Linked DNA regions of Homo sapiens: region 2 is linked to region 1. Evidence: read pairs that join two places in POLR2A ChIA-PET (ENCODE). Cell type or tissue: MCF 10A. All regions are shown on one strand. Links, peaks and the distances in the headings refer to the core of each region. The heading gives the core; the rest is flanking DNA.

Region 1 (8,965 bases), core at 1-5,000:
ATGTTGAGGGTGGCTGAAAACATATTCATAGTGTCATGAACAAATTTTATCTTCAGTCACTTGGGCTGATATATAGAGAATGGATTTAGAGAGATGAGACCAGGTGCAGTCCATATGAGATGTGAAATAGAGAAGTGGAATCGTAGGGACGGGGAGAAATTGACAGGTGAGGGCTACTTAGCAATTAGAATTTTTTTTTTTCAATTTTAATTTTTTTTTTTGAGACGGAGTCTTGCTCTGTCGCCCAGGCTGGAGTGCAATGGTGCGATCTCCGCTCACTGCAGGCTCCGCCTCCCGGGTTCACGCCATTCTCCCGCCTCAGCCTCCCTAGTAGCTGGGACTACAGGCACCCACCACCACGCCTGGCTAATTTTTTTTGTATTTTTAGTAGAGACAGGGTTTCACCATGTTAGCCAGGATGGTCTCGATCTCCTGACCTCGTGATCCACCTGCCGCGGCCTCCCAAAGTTCTAGGATTACTGGCATGAGCCACCGTGCCTGGCCAGCAATTAGAATTTTAACACTGGCAGTTATGAATAATATGAAGGAGAGGTAGATTTCTGAGTGATTCTGGTTTAACCAGCTGGGTGGATGGTGGTTCCACGTATTCAGGTGGCAAACAGGAAAAACATGTGTTCGAAGAAGAATGGAGGTAGGTGGTCTCTTAAGAATGGTTAAGAGGCTTGGGAGTCAGACTGCTTGGGTTTGCATCCCAGCTTTGCCGTTTTCTGGCTATCAAACTTGTCAGCTATTATTTGTTGAGTACGTACTATTTGATTTATGACCACAGGCAGCTGAGCCTCAGTGTTGGTGCCTAGTGTACAAGATTGTTAAAGAATAAAGTTATTTTGCAAAGTGTAACCCATTTTTAGCACTGACATAGCACTGACAGTAGCTGCTGATCTCATTATGGGCTAAAATAAGACAATATTCAAAGGTCAGAGATATCTAGCCAGAATCTGATGGAGGCTGGATTTCAGATTTTGTTACAGAATTAGACAGAGGAACACAGAGGGGACAGGCTCAGTTAGGGTGGAGGTGTGGGGTAGGGAAGCAGGACTTGATATAAATTATTGGAATCATTGTCTTTTAAACCAGTGGTTTATGTCAGGGTATAGCGTTTCAAGGGATTTGAGGGTCAGATGGGGAAATGTAGCCCCTTATTTTGCCAGTGTGAAGCAGATACCCTGCTTTTCTTTACAGTAGCGGAGTCAGCTTAAGAGCTTTAAAGGTCCTAAACTTCAAAAACATTACAGTGCCCCATCCTCCGCCTTAATGTAATTCAAAATACAAACAATACTAAACTGTAAAATAAATGTAACAAAGTCCAATAAAGTTTTTATTTTTTTCTCATGATGATAACTGATATTAATTTGAAGTAACAAATGCTCTTTAAAAGTCGGGAGGCAGTGTCCCTGCTTTGCTTGGTCCTACCTTAAGAAGTAGTGAAGTCTGCCTCTTAGTAGGAAAACCAGTAGTCTAATCAAGACTCAAGTGAATTATACATGTGAATGCTGAATTATATACAAGCATGAGTAAGACAGCATTCTGAATAAGGCCAGGATCATCATTTAAAGCAGGGGAGTATTTTGAGTCATCAGATCTCAGGGTGGCCTTTCATTCCAGATGAGTACCTTTATGTTTCATCACTATGAAAGGGCTTGCCTAGCCTTGGGGAATGCGGGTTGGGGCCCTGGCTTTCAGATCAGGGACATGCTCTAGGAACTCATCAAAGGCAATAGCAGTGGCTGCCACTTTTACCTCGTTAAAGCCGGGAGAAAGCTTCTAGGTCCATGCTGGACTCCTTTATTTTCTAGGTTGGTCTTGCGGGTTATCTGGTTGGGAAGTAAAACTTTCTCTTGGTAATCAAAGAAACTGCCTGCCAAAGAGTAGCCATGGACCTGGTTCTCAGTATAGAGGTTTTGTTCTTTTTCTTTTTGGCTAGCCAAGTGAGGAATGGAGAAGGAACAAAGAAATCTGTAACTGGTTCTTTTTTCTTTTTTTAGACAGAGTTTTGCTCTGTTGCCCAGGCTGGAGTGCAGTGGTGCCATCTTGGCTCACTGCAACCTCCACCTCCCATGTTCAAGCAATTCTCCTGCCTCAGTCTCCTGAGTAGCTGGGACTATAGGTGCGCGCCACCACACCTGGCTAATTTTTGTGTTTTTAGTAGAGATGGGATTTCACCATGTTGGCCAGGCTGGTCCCGAACTCCTGGCCTCAGGTGATCCACCTGCCTCAGCCTCCCAAAGTGTTGGGATTACAGGCGGGAGCCACTGCACCTGGCTGTTTTTACACATTCAGGCTAAAGTGAGTATTCACATAATGAGTTGTGCATTTGATCTGTGCAGATTGATAACAGATAGTAGGCTTATGCTTATTAATGGAAGCTGCTGTTCATCTCTTTACTCCTGTTGTGTTGGTCTGTCCGTCCTGTTACCTAGGCACCCAACTCAGTGATGTCCTAATTACTGCTGGATGACTCAAGCCACACCATGCCTATGTTCTCAGGTGAAGAAGAATAATAGAAACCACATAGATGGGTAGGTGTACCAAGCATTAAACAGACAGTATCCACATGCCTGTAAGGTGGTGATTATTTCCCTCCCTCCTTCCTTTTACGTATCAGTTTGAGGCTTAGAGAAGTTCGTGACTTGCCTATGGTTACTCAGTAAGAGGTGAAACAGAGAAACCCAGGGCTTGGCTTAAGAGTTCTTTTTTCAATTAGACCTCAGTGTCTCTTGGGCCATAAGAATATAAGAGACAGGATTTATTAGAGACATGTAGGGGAGTCATCTGGCTCACTAATGACTCATCACCAACTCACCAGATCTACCATGGGAACCTAGTTTTTGTCTACTCTCAGGCACAGAGTGTTTGCTCCTCTACCCATCACTGACAAAGACAAGTTAGTAGTCACCTGAAGGCAAGTGACTCATGTCTTTTACTAGGTCAGCTATCCCTAGTGGCTGGCACCTACTCAGGAAAAAGCATGAATATTAGGTTAAAAACGTTTTCCCCAGAAGAGTGGTACCCTAAAGGGTCTTATTACTTACCCTTTAAATGCGATAATGTGAAACTTTATTGCCATTGAGTGTATGGGTACCAAACCAGTACTGTGTAAGGAGGGGGCAGGGGGCATCAAGAAAATACTGACTCATGGAAAAGGGCCTCATAAGACTGCTGTGAGAGAAAAGGATTTTAACAGTTAGCTTCATTTTTCTATATGTGAGAAACAGACTGAACTTAAGTTCCACAATTTCCTCAGGAAAGGCTGACCTGAAGGGGTGGTTATGCTGCAATATAAGTACTTAACCTGTTGCATCATCAAAAGTGTACCTCCTGTGTTAGAGTATTTCTCAACTGACTCATCAAGTCACCAGATCTACCATGGGGACCTAGTTTTTGTCTACTCTGGGGCACAGAGTACCAAATAAACAGGGGACATAGAAACAGCTTAGCAGGCCTGGGACCATAGTTGGGCAAGCCGTGCTCCAGTTACCCCTCAAGGAGTCTGGGCTTACTTCTGGAATAAAATGTTGTTACAACTTGGGTTTCAGAGAGGTTAACAACCACTGCTTGTATTTTCAAGAAGCCAGTTAAAAAGTCAATTTCTGGTTCTTTCTTACTCTATGAAAGAGTCCTGCCTTCTCTCTCTCTTCTATCTGGGGACTCGTTATTTGTCTCCAGCCATCAGGAGAAAACAGTGGGCTTGTCATACTTCCTGGGTTTGAATCCCATCCTTAGTATTTGGCTAGTTGTGTGTCACTGGGCAAGCTACATTTTGCCAACAGGAACAGTAATGCAGCTTCATTAAGGGTAGCTGAAGGTTAAAATACATTATTTATGAGTGTCCTTAACACATGTGTGCCCAGCCCACATGCGCACATTGAGGAAATCGCTGGCTATCACTGGAAAGACTCAAGGCCAGTCCAAGAAGTATAGCTGGGCCTCAAGAATGTAAAAATTTGCATATCACCTCTACTGCTCTGTGTAGCTAGCTGCATTCTCCTCTCCATACTGCAGCAGTCTAATTGTGTATGATCTTCAGAGGCAGCCAGCGCATCTACAGAATGCACTGTCCTATCACAGTGCCCCTCCCTCCCTCACCTGCAGAGGAGGTGGTCTACCCGGGCTGTGAATAATGAACCTTGGAACCTTTATCCAAACTGTCATCATCACAAAAGAACCCCATGCACATTTTTCAGAGATTTTTATTGTTTCAGACTGAGTCATGCATACTAAAATTATTACATATTTTCACCACTTTGACTTAGAAAATGCACTAGAAAAATAAACTTTGGTCAAAACAAACACTGAAGTACATGAATCCACCATGTATCCCTATACTCAAAGCCAAACTGAATTTCAGTTTGAAGCAAGGAATGTGACCAGTGGCTGAAACAGTGCCCCAAGCTGGTCAGAGAATTAGCTCACCTCCCACTCCATCAGAGGCTCTTGGTCAGAGAGGTTTCAAGTATTTCACTTGTAACAGGTTCCTACCTGATATGCCAAGAAGCCGAGGCATAGCTACAAGAATCCACAGCAGCAGCATCTCACTGCCTCACTAAACCTGCTGCCCAGTGAGATGAAAAGAAAAACAGCCCCATGAAACAGGAATTTCATCACTATCATCTCCATCCACAAATCACATTGATCCTTCGCATGAAGCAAGCTCCTGTTGACTGTGATGTTTGTTACTAGCATTTTAAGCAAACCATTTCTCTAAGTCAGGAGAGCAGAAGAATGAATTTATTTATTTGACACAGAATATTGCTTTGTCACCCAGGCGGGAGTGCAGTGGCATAGTCTTGGCTTACTGCAACCGCTGCCTCCCAGGTTCAAGCGATTCTCCTGCCTCAGCCTCCCAAGTAGTTGGGATTACAGGCACGCACCACCACACCCAGCTAATTTTTGTACTTTTTAGTAGAGATGGGGTTTCACCATGTTGGCCAGGCTGGTCTCAAACTCCTGACCTCAAATGATCCGCCCCCCCTTCAGCCTCCCAAAGTTCTAGGATTACAGGGCATGAACTACTGCACCTGGCCAAGAGCAGAAGAATTTAGATTTACAAAATTAACAGATCCCAATACAGAGAGGTGTTACCAGAACTGACATCTTTCCTGAACAGTAGGCATGTTTCTGTTCGGTATAGCCACACCTCTCATGGCCACAGGAGATACAGTGTATAGTATATAGTATATAATTGGTTTAGCTAACATTTTACTCCCTAAATTAAAGGAGGCTTCAAAGGAAAACCTTAATTAAATGTTGGCAACTTTAAAATGGTAAAACTTTTTAAAAGTATTATAATCGCCACAGCAATACTCTAGCTTTTGCTACCCAAATGAAAAAAATTCCCAGGATTGATCTGAGGGTCAAATACTATTTAAAGAAATTGCCCACCCAGGGAGAATTCTGAAAGGCTCAATATAAAGGAATTCAGAGAAAAGCCTCTTATTGTCTTATTTCGGGAAAAATGGTGTTTTGTAACCTGATTTTTCAATTTTTATTTTTGAGATGGAGTTTCACTCGTCACCCAGGCTGGAGTGCAATGGCGCGATGTCGGCTCACTGCAACCTCCGCCACCTGGGTTTAAGTGATTCTCCTGCTTCAGCTTCCCAAGTAGCTGGGATTACAGGCACCCACCACCATGCCCAGCCAATTTTTTGTATTTTTAGTAGAGACGGGGTTTCACCATGTTGGCCAGGCTGGTCTCAAACTCCGGACTTCAGGTGATACACCCACCTCAGCCGCTCAAAGTGTTGGGATTACAGGTGTGAGCCACCGCTCCCGGCCTTGTAACCTGACTTACAGACCTCCTAAGATAAGTGACTCCTTGTGAAACCAGGATGAAATATGAAAGATCGAAAGCTACTTTTGCCTTAATTTTTGCAGCAGCAATAGAATAAAAAAGAAAATGCAAGGAAAAAAATTAAAAAATAAAGCGACCTTTGCCAAGAGCAAGTTAGAAATTCAAGACATGAAGCCAGGGTGGCACTTTTGGCTGTTTTTGTAGATTTCATCCAGTCTCTCCCCCATGAAGGCAGAACAGGGGAAGAGGCACAGTTTTCCAGAATTCCATGTTGGGATATGGGGGAAGAAGAGGAAGAAAATTCCCATATTCTGAAATGTATAGATTTGGAAGCTTTTAGGTACCAATTCATTCAGACCTAAATTTACTAAATAAGCCAATTGAGGGGGAAAAAAAAGGAAAAAAACTTCTAAAAAGAGAGAGTACAGTGTCTGTGGCAGTGAAGCCAACTAGATACCAGGAATAAAGTTTGGAGTATAGATCTCTATCATGGAATCACTCAGGGATGTTAAGCCAGCTCATCAAAGGCCACGTAGTAAGGTAAAGGTGGAGCCCGCGTCTCCTAATTTACTGTCCCATTTCCTTCCGACACCACACTATCTTGAATTTAGGGAAAAGTTAATTTCCAAGTGTTTGTGCAATGGGCCAGAACTTCTCCCTGAAGGAACATACTCCCAGTTCTTGAGGTTCATGGGTTTGCCTCACCAGTGCGCTCCCCAGTGCTGAGTAAGGCTCACTGTGCTCCCTGGCTGGTCATTCCCCACCCTGCTGAGACAGCCTGACACAAACATCCTGGTGAAGCCACAAGGAGACCACCTTGATTTTCACGCAGGGAGGTCTTGGTTTCACAGCTTGGTTCAAGTTTCCTGAGGTGTCAAAACTATCTGATACCTCTTCGGAGCCAAAACAAAGCAAGCAGCTCCCGGAGGCAGATAAACTTAGGCTCCAACTCCTTCTAGAAGCTGAGTGAAACCACTCCTTCCTTGTCCAACTGGAAAAACCTAAGAAATAGGCCTCTCCAGGTCCCTTCTGGTCTTTGAGATAATTCTCTAGGAGAGCTGTGGCCATGCCTGCATTAAAACAAATGCGACTGGCCAGGAATGCAGTGTAGAATTGAAACATCAGGGCTGAGTGATTCATTCCTCTTTACCCAGTTTTTGTTTTGTTTTGTTTATCTGTCTTCCCTCTTGGGGAAGCCTCCACCCAGTTCTCCCATCCAGGCCAGTGGGTTCTGAACCCCCTCCTTCCCTCCTTCAGCCATCCCACTTGCCCTGCTTGGGCCTTTTCAGCAGTGTGTGTCACATCATCATCAGATGGAACCAGAAGCAGCCAGGAGTGCTTTTTGGCACTTCCAGCTCAGCCAGTACCGTAGAGGATCCAGGGTTACTATCCATGGTGAAAAGAACTTTCTCTAGAATTGGTATTAATGAGGTTAAGTAACTTAATTTCCACCAACAACTTATCCAGACATTTAAAAAGGCAATAGAGATAAACAGCTTAGTAACAACAGATTGGCCTTCAAATTTCAGAGTATTGTTTTCTCCCTAACTGAGCTGTCTGCTTGACTGGTTAGTCTAATAAATGCACGGAGAAGGTGCACACACAACACAGTACTTTTCACTATTTAACACCATGATCATGTGGAATACATTAGAAAGGAAATAGGTCAAAAACCATCATGTGAACCGTCTAATTTGATGTTTGGGCTAAGGCTAAAATCTTCACAGGGAGGTTCTAAAGTGCTGAAATGCAGAACATTCAGGCTGACTGGTTCACCCACACCAGAGAGAGAAACTCAAGTGGGGCTGGGAGGGCAGGGGGGCCCAGAAGTGACCCAGGAATAACCTGCCCTTGTGTTCATTTCCAGAGACCAAAAAAAAAAAAATTTTTTTTTTTTTTTTTTTTTTTTGAGGCAGAGTCTTGCTCTGTCGCCCAGGCTGGAGTGCAGTGGTGCGATCTTGGCTCACTGCCACTTCTGCCTCCTGGGTTCACGTGATTCTTCTGCCTCAGCCTCCCGAGTAGCTGGGACTACAGGAGCCCGCCACCACGCCCAGCTAATTTTTGTATTTTTAGTAGAGATGGGGTTTCACCATCTTGGCCAGGCGGGTCTCGAACTCCTGACCTTGTGATCCGCACACCTTGGCCTCCCAAAGTGCTGGGATTACAGGCATGAACCACCACGCCCAGCTCAGAGACCAAAATTAAAGAATCTCAAGTAATTAACTACTGTAGCCAGGTTTACAATATAGTACCAGAGTCTCAGGGATGGAAGGAATTCATCATACAAGATCCTGGTCACCTTAACCTGGCCTCACAAAAGCCATCTTTTCAAAATTGAACCATCACTATAAAAAGAAAATTGGTGTCAGTGAGTCCCAGGAATACACATAATAGTTTCTTTAAAGGCAGGGCTAATTGGTGACACATCTCTCTTGGAAAGACACATGTACCACAAACAAAAACAGGATCCAACCACTTGTATCTAGATAGTTATCTTTCTAGGCAGAAAATCTAACATTCAGTAACTAAACCAAATCCCAGAGCCTCAGCAGCCAAAATGGCCCTAGCTGACATTTCATCCAGCCTCATTTTATAGAGGAGAAAGTAGAGGCCCATATCTTGTCCATAGTTGTACACCTGGGATCCAGGCCAGAATTCTTATAGCTACACGGGCCTGGGATCCAGCATTTTAGGTTGAGTAAAATCATTTCCTGCTAGGTCCCTGATTCTATTGAGAACCAGGGCTAAGGCTTTATGGATTTGGGAAAACTTAAGTTTCTATTGCAAACTTCAACCAGTGGGTCCCAGAGGTGCTTTGAAGTCTCCGGCTTCCACATTTGACCACAAAGTGCTGCTTATGTCCTGATGCTTACATGATTCAGTTAAGGTGCTTTCCAAACCCGGTGACAACAGCTGGGGCCTTCATCTCCAGTAAGTTTCCTGATGAGCAGCAGAGGTCTATACTTAGGGTTCCTGTGAAAAACACAAACTCCCAGTCTCACATTTGGTCACACTGAAGGTTTGGCCAAATTATTTCATACAAGTAGTTCTCACTGGCCAAACAGGTGGTTTTTCTCCTGGAAAAGTGGGATCAAAGTGACTTTGGTCCTGATTGTTCTTGCTTCCAAGATGTGTAAGAACCAGATCACCACC
Region 2 (11,523 bases), core at 3,348-8,347, 57 kb before region 1:
CAGAGCAAGACCCTGTAAGAAAGAAAGAAAGAAAATGAAAAGAAAGGAAGGAAGGGAAGGAAGGGAAAGAAGGGAAGAAAGAAAGAGAAGAGAGAGAAAAAGAGAAAGAAAGAAAGAGAGAGAGGAAGGAAGGAAGGAGAAAGAAAAAAAGAAAGAATGAAAAAGAAAGAATGAGAAAGAAAGAAAGAAAGAAAGAAAGAAAGAAAGAAAGAAAAAAGAAAAAAAGAAAGAAAAAGAAATGTGAGGTTGGACTGGAGTGTTGGCAGTAGGAATGGAATAGAAGGGAATAGTCCAAAAGATAAGATGATTTTCTCTCTCTTACAATTATTTGTTACCCAAATACTTACTATTTTAGAGTGTCAAGCACAGGACAAAAGATATCTGAACTTTACCAAAATCAACCAATCGATCAATCATATAGTCCACATATCAAGTCTCAGTTCTCCCACCCACAAAATGGAGAGAATAAAATGCCTAACTCATAGGATTATTATAAGGGTTAAAGGAAGCTATGTATGTAAAATATATGAAGTGTTCCATAAATGTTAACTACCAGTACTACTAATATTACTATTACTACCACAATGATGAGGACAATTTAAAAAGCAACCTCTCCGTATATTAGAATAGGACTCAAGTATATCTAAATAGCATACCTTTCAGAAACACATTTACAGTATGGAAAGGGATGGCATAGAGTACATATTCATTGTCCTTTTTAAAAATATTATAGTCATTTAAAGACAAAGTTTTATTACTAATGACTAGTGATTTTATGGGGGTTATCTTATAGAAAGCTAGTCAACTTTGGAGAAATAGTGAGGTTCCTAGTCCCTCTGCTATGCAAAGGCTGCCTCCTGAGTTCTCAGACATGGAAAAGCCTTAGGAATCCAAAAGAGCACCAAGTCTCATGTTTGTACCATATACTCCACCACAGCTTTTTTTTTTATTATTTTTTATTTTTTGAGATGGAGTCTTGCTCTGCCACCCAGGCTGGAGTGCAGTGGCGTGATCTTCACTCACTGCAAGCTCCACCTGCCAGGTTCACGCCATTCTCCTGCCTCAGCCTCCTGAGCAGCTGGGACTACAGGTGCCCGCCACCACGGCTGGCTAATTTTTTTTTTTTTTTTTTAGTAGAGACAGTGTTTCATTGTGTTAGCCAGGATGGTCTCTATCTCCTGACCTTGTGATCCACCCACCTCAGCCTCCCAAAGTGTTGGGATTACAGGCGTAAGCCACCGCACCTGGCCTTTTTTTTTTTTTTTTTTGTCACCTGTCACCTGTCACCCAGCTGGAGTGCAGTGGTGCGATCTCGGCTCACAGCAACCTCTGCCTCCCAGGTTCACGCAATTCCCCTGCAGCAACCTCCCGAGTAGCTGGGACTACAGGCGCTCGCCACCACACCAGCTAATTTTTGTCTTTTTAGTGGAGACGAGGTTCCACCACGTTGGCCAGGCTGGTCTCCAACTCCTGACCTTGTCAAGTGACCCACCTTCCTTTGCCTCCCGAAGTGCTGGGATTACAGGGGTGAGCCACCGCGCCCAGCCCACCACAGTTCTTAGAGACCAAGGAATAAGGGTATAGTTTTTTTTAAAACATTTACTGTTCAGGAAAGGCTGAAAAATAGTACAAAGAAATGAAAAGTACAAGTCCCTCTCATTAAGTATAGATTACTCTAAATACACTGAAAATCCCAATAAAATCATTTATTTATATACGACCTTAATAGAATAGATAGATGCATGGCCCCCTTTTTAATTTTAATTAAGTACTCATATTGCAAGATGCATAAAACCCCCAGCAGTTTATTTTAAAACTGCAAACAATCCTGGAAGGCTTGAATAATGAGCTTGACAAATTGGAGACTTTTATTCCACTATCATAAAAATAATGAGTGGGGCTTTTTGAAAAGCATGGCATATTCCAAAGGTTTAGAAGAAAGAAAATCTTATGAAGGAGACTTAAACCTATATATCTAGTATTATTTTTACATACCAATTTGAGAAAACTAATAAAGCCAACAAATATCTATCAACCCTCTACTCTGCCATAAATAAAAAAGAAAAAAAGAAATGTTTCACTTGGAATCCAAATTTAGTACAGATCTTCATTAACTTACTACTATTGGCCAGGCGCGGTGGCTCATGCCTGTAATCCCAGCACTTTGAGAGGACAAGGGGGGCAGATCACCTGAGGTCAGGAGTTCAAGACCAGCGTGGCCAACATGGTGAAACCCCGTCTCTACTAAAAATACAAAAATTAGCCAGGCATGGTGGCACACGCTTGTAATCCCAGCTACTCAGAAGGCTGAGACAGGAGAATCACTTGAACCCAGGAGGCAGAGGTTGCAGTGAGCCGAGATCGCGCCACTGCATTCCAGCCTGGGTGACAGAACCAGACTCCATCTCAAAAAACAAACAAACAAACAAAAATCTTACTACTAATATTAGCCAAAAGACACTATTATGGCTAATAATTAAGTTTTGGTTGTAACATATGTGGGATAATGTGATATATAAGCCAAACACACTTTTTTTAAGCTCAGAGATTCAGCTAAATGAGAACAGAAAATAAAAAGATTATTTTAGGTAATAAATGATGTAGTTGTTCAGAGTAATAAAGCAGCAATAAACTTTAAATTAGGTCTCTAGGCTGGGTGTGGTGGCTCATGCCTGTAATCCCAGCACTTTGGGAGGCCAAGGCGGGTGAATCATGAGTTCAGGAGATCGAGACCATCCTGGCTAACAGGGTGAAACCCTGCCTCTACTAAAAATACAAAAATTAGCCAGGCATGGTGGCACGCACCTGTAGTCCCAGCTACTTGGGAGGCTGAGGCAGGAGAATCGCCTGAACCTGGGAGGCAGAAGTTGCCGTGAGCAGAGATCACGCCATTGCACTATTCCAGCCTGGGTGACACAGCGAGACTCCGTCTCAAAAAAATAAAATAAAATAAAATAAATAAAGTAGGTCTCTAATATTCCTCCCAACTCTTGGGTTTTATGACCTTATCACACAAGTATTTTCTTGTTAAAAAAAATGAGGTTCCCTAGCAAGTGGACAAAAAATAAATATACATATATGTGGAACAATAAAATAATCTATACACATATACACACACAAAATGAGTGGGAGTACTAAGATGAAAGAAATATTTTCAGAGTATGAACAGGATGCTTTTCAGATGAAATCCTCAAGTATCAACAAAGAACTGTGGGTGAGCTTAAATCATGTGGGCCTAAACTACTCTGTAACTTATCTAAAGCCAACAGGATGGTATCTCTGAATTTAGACACAGAAAGATACATGGTAGTTTGGATATTTAGAAGGATTTAGTTTAAAGCCAATGTTTACAAGAATATTTATAAACTTACATAAAACCTATAGAATTTGGCAAGCTTTGGAGAGACAAACAAACAATTCTGGTCAGAAATGAACTTCCTGTAAATAGATGTCAGTGTTTTGACAGTACACTGTTAAGCACTATTCCTTATAGTTTTTGTAAAAGGAATAAAACAAAGGTAGAGAATACACACATCTCTCAATACATTTTCATGTTTGTTTACTTGTTTGTTTTCAATTGAAATTAAAACATTTCTTAATTTCTAATACTGACGATAATTCTATCGATAGTATCTTTTCTTTTTTCTTTAAGAATAACATCAACAAAAATAATAATGACAACATCAACAAAAATAGCACAGTAACATGTTAAATGATTTCTGGCAGTCTGTCAAAAATACAGATATTAAAACAGATATTAAAATAGGACACTTAAATGATATTAAGCTTCAACAAATCTGTAAAACCCAAAACCGTAACAATTTTTAATACCCTACTCTCAGAAAAGAAAAAATGTCACATTACTATAGAACAAAAGTAAATCAATAAGATGATTATTTTCCTGTATCTTATCGAGTTGGGGGAAATCCTGTCTCTGTAGGTGCCCCCACGCCCCCTGCCCTTTTCAGAAGACTTTCTTCAAACTGCAGGTAGCCTGGAAGTCTTCCCAGAAAATCTTTGAAAAAACACAGTCTGTTGTCTTCTGCATAGACACTTTGGATCTTACAAAGCACTTAGAGGTTTGTCCTCTGCTAAAAACAAGTTAGGAAAACCAAGAATCTGTTTTTTGCCCCCAAGCTGGAAGCTCCTGCCCACCAGCAAACTACTGCCTATTCCAGCTCTGTCCCCACTGGTACTTGCCACCCCCTCACCCCCTCACCCTTGTCCCAGTTCTTAGCTAGCAATTAGCATCAAGTCTGGACCCTGCTCAAAAACCCATCCTTCCCCTTGCTCTGACTACCAAGTTAAAAGTTCCTACTCAAAATGGGGTGTTGGTTACATAGGTATATGCATTTGTCATGAGCATTTCACTATATGTTAAATTTATCTGGATTAAAAAATTTTTTAGGCCTTGCACAGTGGCTCACACTTATAATCCTAGCACTTTGGGAGGCTGAGGTGGGTGAATCACTTGAGGCCGGAGTTCGAGACCAGCCTGACCAACATGGTGAAACCCTGTCTCTACTAAAAATACAAAAAAAAAATTAGCCAGGCATGGTGGTGTGTGCCTGTAATCCCAGGTACTGGGAAGGCTGAGGCACGAGAATTGCTTGAGCCTGCGAGGCAGAGGTTGCAGTGAACTGAGATTGAGATCATATCACAGCACTCCAGCCTGGGCGACAGAGCAAGATTCTGTCTCAAAAAAAAAAAAATTTTTTTTTAAATTAATAAACTGGTCTACAATGCTCTGCTGTCACTGTTAGCTTCTCTGAATTTATTTTGTGCCAAACTTCCCTCTCACTGTCCTTTGGTCACTTTTTTCAGCTTCTCCAAGGGCAAGCTCTTCTCTCGACCCCAAGACTCATAGCTCATTTCAGCATGTAATACTCTTCAGCCAACCCCACATTCCCCTAACTAACCCTTTTCTCCTAGTTAATGCCTACTCACCCCACCAGACTCAGCTTGGGTGCCTTTTCCTCCAAGGAGCCTTCCTTCCTCCCCTCACCCGTGTGCACAGGAACATGTTCACATATGCAGGCCAAGGCATCTCTCTGTTCCCTTAGCATTTACTATAAACGAGCATTAGAGTATAAGGTCCATGACAGCAGGCACTATGTTTTTATTAGTCACTGTCATAACCCTAGCACCAAGTATATCACAGATGATCAGTAAATGTTCATTTAATGAATGTTAAATGAAGGCACAAAGATATCAGTCATTCTGATCTATAAAGCTTCCTTCACCATTTTGCTGATCTAATGTGCTGTCTGGCCTCTCTGTTATCTGAAATCCATCTGTGAAGCTACCACAGCTCTGACTCTAATACTGCTTGGGTTTCCTATCTCAGAAGAGCAAACTTTCCAGGTTCAACTTAAGGCAACCATTTTCAAAGAGCAAAATGTGTTTACTCTTAACATGTACACTTCAGGCACTTGTCTAACCTCTCAGCCAACAGAAGTGGTTTGTCTAGACAAGGGTTTATGTGAGATATTCACTACATGGCGTTGGTCATACTGGCACTCCGAGGCAGCATAAACTTTAGCCTTTCCTGGGATGGAATTAATGACCTGATACCTTCAAGCTTTCAACTTTGGAAAATCACAAAAAAGTAAGTCAACTGATTCCCTAAAAATTCTCTCTCTTGCAAGGTTGTTATGAGGCGGTGGGAAGAAAAATGAGAAAGATGAGTCAGTGTGAGTCAGTGTTAAGAAAAAAGCTCTGCTTCTGGTAAACAGTTTGCTCTTTTACTGACAGGACTAGGATTACCCGACTCCCACTTCTAAAAATACACAAATAACAGGTGGTATACATTATATAAGTGGTTCCAAAACACAGACTCAGATCATTGACTCTAAAAAGGGAACAGTTAATCAGCAATGAGCCAGACCTTCCCCAGAGCCTGCTTCTCGGAGAAGCCCCCAGACTAAGTAAGCATTTCCCTAAAGACAATTAAGATCCTAAATGCTTCCACTGCCCACTCAAGTGACCTAAAGGAATGACTGAACCTCCCTTACAATAACAACTACTTCATGAGCACCTACTACGTGCCAATAACTCTGCTAGGCTTCATACAATTCATCTTTAAACTTTACAACAATCCTGTAAGATGGTTGTTATTATCCATGTTTTACAGATAAGGAACCTGGCGCACAGGGGTTGGGTTAGATTTATATACAGTTGCATAGTGGCAGCACCAGATTTGATTCAAAAGTGCCTGCTTGTCTCCTTTCATTCCAAACTGAATTCAGAAATATATATGAATTACCCTGAGCAAGGCAATGCATCAGGTACTGCAGGGGATACAAGCTAGAAAAGGCTACTCCAATTATCAAGAAAGCAAAATTGGAAGTAAATGAGACTATGTAGGAGAGCTTCATCTCTCTATTTCCAAGATCCCAAACAAGGCCCGCCACACATAAGTTGCCCAGGAAATTACTACTGAAACATATGTGGAAGAAAAGGGAAACACACAATCAAATGTAACACAGGCAGTCTGTGCTTAGTGTCACAAGACAGAATGTGCTGTGATGATTTAGATTGTATCCTGATGGATGGCTTTGAGAAATACGCGCAAACAACGTGGCATTTGAGATAAGTCTGACAAACAGACTGACAGACAACAGAGAAAAGTAAAGAGATCAATGGAATATGTCAGGGGTAGTAACAGTTGAGACAAACCCTTTGGTACCTCTAGCAGCACAGGGAGAAATAAAGCTAGAAGAAACAGATTCTACATTGTGTTGGCCCTGAGTCTGCTTCAAGTCCCTTTTTATATAGAAAAGTGTAGCAATTACGAATATTTCCTAGCCGATTCCAATACACGGGGAGACACTCTTAATGGTTAAATAAATAAAAATCTGCTGTATAACCTTTTGTGGAACAAAGTGGTGGTGGTAGAATACAACAGAATAAATGAATATTTGTTTACAAATCTAGAGCATATGTGGTTGTAGAACTAAAGGAGAATTACAGATAAGTTCTACCACCTTTATTACCTCAACTCTGAATCATGATGATAAGGATTCTGTGACAGCACATTTTATTTTAATTTAACCTATAGCTCCTTCAGCAGAAGACCAGTCAAGTCAATGACACTCAACAGGCACAGCTGGCTAGAGGACTTTCTGGAAACGGAGGGGATGGGAGGCATTTTTTGGTTGACACAACAGTCAATTGTCTCCTCATTCAAATGGGCATTTAGTAGGTAGAGACCAAGATGTTAAACATCCAGCAAATTGAGGGGCTGTCTTATAGAAACAAAAATTGTCCCTTTACTCTGCTTGATTTTTAAATATCAAGATACTCATGTAAAGCTCTTTACAGTTATCTGAACCTAGAACTCCACTCCTTTTTGTCTGTAGCAAAGTACTTTTGCATGATTTTAGAGGCAATGTATTTTCCAAGAATGCATTTACCAAGTAAAAGGAAAATGTTGGGCCGGGCGCGGTGGCTCACGCCTGTAATCCCAGCACTTTGGGAGGCCGAGGTGGGCAGATCACAAGGTCAGGAGATCAAGACTATCCTGGCTAACACGGTGAAACCCCGTCTCTACTAAAAATACAAAAAAATTAGCCAGGCGTGGCGGCGTGTGCCTGTAGTCCCAGCTGCTGGGGAGGCTGAGGCAGGAGAGTGGTGTGAACCCGGGAGGCGAAGCTTGCAGTGAGCATCACTGCACTCCAGCCTGGGCGACAGAGCAAGACTCCGTCTCAAAAAAAAAACAGGAAAATGTTGCTTTGTTTTGTATTTAAGGAGTGAATTATAATGTCCATAATATATTTTCAAATAGTTCAGCAAAAAATTGAAATACACACATGCAGATAAACTATATGCAGCAAAATGTTAACAATTGTTTGGGCTAGGTTTTTGATACAGGTGCTCATTGTACTCTTGTTAATTTTTTTCCACATTTGAAATTTTTCATAATAAAAAGCTAGAGGGGAAATCTGGCCCTCATTAAGTGAGAGGTCATAATAGAGGTTAAGACCACTGACTCTAGAGCTCTGGGACCTTAGGCAGGTTACTGTCCCGCTCTCTGCCTCAGTTTCTCCATCTGTAACATAAGGATAATAATAGTACCTATTTCATGGAGCAGTTGTAAGGATTAGATGACTTAACAAAATGAAAGTTGTGGCTGGGCACAGTGGCCAAAGCTTTAGCACAAAAACGCCTGGGAAAGCTTCACCAGAGTCCTTCTCCACCATGACAACACTCCTCCTGCTCATTCCTTTTATCAAACAAGGGCAATTTTTGCGAGATTTCAATGGGAAATCACTGTGCACAGAAATCATTATGCATCCACCTTACAGTCCTGATTTGGCTCTTTCTGACTTCTTTTTGTTTCCTAATCTTAAGAAATCTTTAAAGGGAATCCATTTTTTTTTTCAGTTAATAATGTAAAAAAGACTGCATTAATATGGCTAAATTTCCAGAACCCTCAGTTCTTTAGGGACGGGCTAAATGGCCGGTATCATCACTACAATATTGCCTTGAACTTGATGGAGTTTATATTGAGAAATAAAGTTTATATTTTTCATTTTTATCTTTTAATTCAATTTTTTCCATGAATTTTTTGAAGTCCCCTTTTATGTATCTAACAACGCTTGTGTGAGAATTAAATGAGATAATATATATAAACACACAGCACAATGGTAAGCACATACTAGATGCTCACTACATATTTAAATGAAAGAATAAAACTGGTCCTAAAGATTCAATACATAAAAAACTAAGGTATACCTCAGGTGCTAGATAAAATTCCCCCAGGTCCTTCAGAAGTTAAAATTAGCTCCGAATTCCATTTTTAAATGATTAACAAGGAAGATCAAAGAGTACATTTAGATCTCTTCCTAACTCCCTTTTCACTGAAAGAGATATAATATTATCAAAGAAAAGTAAAGAATTCCTATAATTACAAAAATCCAAAACTTTTCTGTCACTTTCTCAAATGGAAGTTTGTTTTCTTTTGAGAAAAGATCTCATGCTGTTACCCAGGCTGGGGTGCAGTGGGGCAAACACAGCTCACTGCAGCTTCTACCTCCCGGGCTCAAGCCATCTTCGCACCTCAGCCTCCCAAGTAGCTGAGACTACAAGCATGTGATACCATGTCAGCTATTTTTTTCCATTTTTCGTAGAGATGGGGTTTTACTTTGTTGCCCAGGCTGGTCTTGAACTCCTGGGCTCAAGTGATCCTCCTGCCTTGGCCTCCCAAAGTGCTGCGATTATAGGTGTGAGCCACAGCGTCAAGCCTTAAATGGAAGTTTAAATTAGAAGTAACACATCTTCTAGTACAACACTGGCTGGATGACTACTGGAGATGATTTGTGCGGGAGCTTTTGAAAAGAAACATCAACAAAGTATAACGAAATCTCCAGAAAAATAATCCAGAAAAAAAGACTGTGTAATAGAACATTTACACAGAACAGTATATGGGGAAAAAAACGAACAGTTCATATGTCACTGGGACCAAATGATAGCTTCAGGATATTGCTCATTTTGAGATAAAACTGTATCTTGTACGTGTTTTTTTGTTATCTGGGCATAGAGTGGGGGTTTAGTTTGTTTGAATAAGTAAGTCTATAAAAGTACAAGATGCTATAAATCACAAATACTAAGAATGCCAAAAGTTTAGTATCTGAAAAAGCAAAAATCAAACTTTTAAAAAGTCAAATCCAAAAGGCAAGTGGTAGTTTTAAAAGTTTTAAAACTTCCTGAGAATTTAAGTCTGCAGCATTGACTTTCTGATCTGGGTTTATATAACTCTCATACCCAGGGGATGTGACAGCTGATTTTCTTGTCCAAACAAACACTGCAGAAAATTATTAAAACCATCAGGGATATTTCATTTCTCTTCCCACAGTATCTAATTATTATCTCAGACAGATATATGTGTGTGTGTGTGTGTGTGTGTGTGTGTGTGTGTGTGTGTGTGTGTGTGGTGGGAGGAGTGGCTGGATGAATGTCCTACATAATTAGAATTCTTTATAGTACTAAGGAGAAGGCAAAGTGTTTTGAAGTCTTAAAAGAAAACTGATTTTCTAAAGAAATTCTGGCTTTAGGAAAGTAGCTAAGTGATGTGTGGATGACAGAGCTATCTTTAATTAGGAGTTGAGCAAATTGTTATAAGCAAAATCTAGACAAATAAAGATGCTGTTTATATTTCAAAGACGGGGAAACAGACTGCTACAAAACTTGTCCAACACAAATCCCCAGCAAATAGTTTTCCTTAGGAAAACTATTTTTATCCCTTTATCAACTTGGTTGATAAGTATTTCATTTTCAGTGCATATATGGACAAGCTACATAAAGTAAAATTGTTTTCATTATTTAAAAAACATTTTGCAAACGGAAACAAAGCCTATTGTCCTGTAATGTTTATTTGCTAGGCTGACAAATGACTCTGCCACGAATATTATGAAGTCTCAGAATGAGAATACACAGAAGGAATTGGCTTGACTCCCGAAAAAACCTCCAGAAACATGGTCCCTCCCTCCAGACTAGAAAACCACTCTGGAAAATTGTGATTAATGTTAATTAACCCAGAACATATTTACATATATTATTCCACTGCCTGTGTGGGATAAGATGCTACCTTTTTTGGGTTTTTTTGTTTTTCTAGACAGTCTTGCTCTATCATCCAGGCTGGAGTGCAGTTGTGCGATCTCGGCTCACTGCAACCTCCACCTCCCAAGTTCAAGTAATTCTCCTGCCCCAGCATCCTGAGTAGCTGGGATTACAGGTGCACAACACCACACCCGGCTAATTTTTTGTATTTTTAGTAGAGACGAGGTTTCACCATGTTGGCCAGGCTGATCTCGAACTCCTGATCTCCAGTGATCCGCCTGCCTCAGCCTCTCAAAGTGCTGGAATTACAAGTCATGAGCCACCATGCCCAGCCTATTTTTAATGGAGAACAGGGTTCTCCATTAAAACCAACACCATGTTGGTTAGGCTGGTCTCAAATTCCTGAATTGAAATGATCCGCCCACCTTGGCCTCCCAAACTGCTGGGATTACAGGAATGAGCAACCGCGCCCCGCCAATGCTATGTTTAAGATGTTATTACTATTCCCATTTTTTCCGACGAAGAAACTGCAGCTCAGAAAGGTCGGTGTCCAAAGTCACCAAGTTAGTAAGTGCCACAGCTCCCACATTCAGCTCCCACAAACTACGCAGGAGTGATAGTAATGGTGGTGGGAGCACTTAGGCTGTACTCACCATGTGTGAGGCATTGTTCTTCCCACTTTCCTATGTCAACTCAAGTGATCCTCAAGACAACTCCTATGAGGCAGGTTTGTATTTGGGCCACCAGCCTCCTCTTTCTCTACCCTGCTCACCACACATGGCCTGCTTCTCTCCCCACAAAATCAAAATCAGCATCCTGATGTCATCATATTCTCTCTACCCTTATCCTAAATCAAAATTTGCTCTAAAATGCTGGTAATTGTTGAAGCTTGATTATAGATAATGGAGGTTTCTTTATACCATTCTCTCTACTTTTGCTTATATTTGAAATTACCTTATAAAC

The links. ChIA-PET counts read pairs that join two places held together with the same protein. Peaks named below come from ENCODE experiments on the same cell type or tissue, not always from the same donor. Only the 100,000 strongest peaks of a DNase experiment are listed, where the experiment ranks them.
Region 2: POLR2A ChIA-PET joins it to region 1 with 6 read pairs; 4 of 35 experiments call an interaction of 5 or more read pairs at or near these places.

Annotation. Positions count from the first base shown.
Region 1 is chr20:44,489,832-44,498,796 of GRCh38, reverse strand. TTPAL (alpha tocopherol transfer protein like) reads right to left here. Exons shown (of 5, transcript NM_001039199.3): 5 at 4,194-8,965. SERINC3 (serine incorporator 3) reads left to right here. Exons shown (of 10, transcript NM_006811.4): 10 at 1-1,356. Among named protein-coding and RNA genes, the nearest start is that of TTPAL, 18 kb to the right of the region's middle. RefSeq lists enhancers at 1,410-2,609, 8,693-8,802. In MCF 10A, for the core only: no CTCF peak of the experiment used is centred there; DNase peaks (open chromatin) are centred at 1,626, 2,846 and 3,336.
Region 2 is chr20:44,547,266-44,558,788 of GRCh38, reverse strand. It overlaps a transcript of PKIG not described here. Among named protein-coding and RNA genes, the nearest start is that of PKIG, 30 kb to the left of the region's middle. In MCF 10A, for the core only: no CTCF peak of the experiment used is centred there; a DNase peak (open chromatin) is centred at 5,718.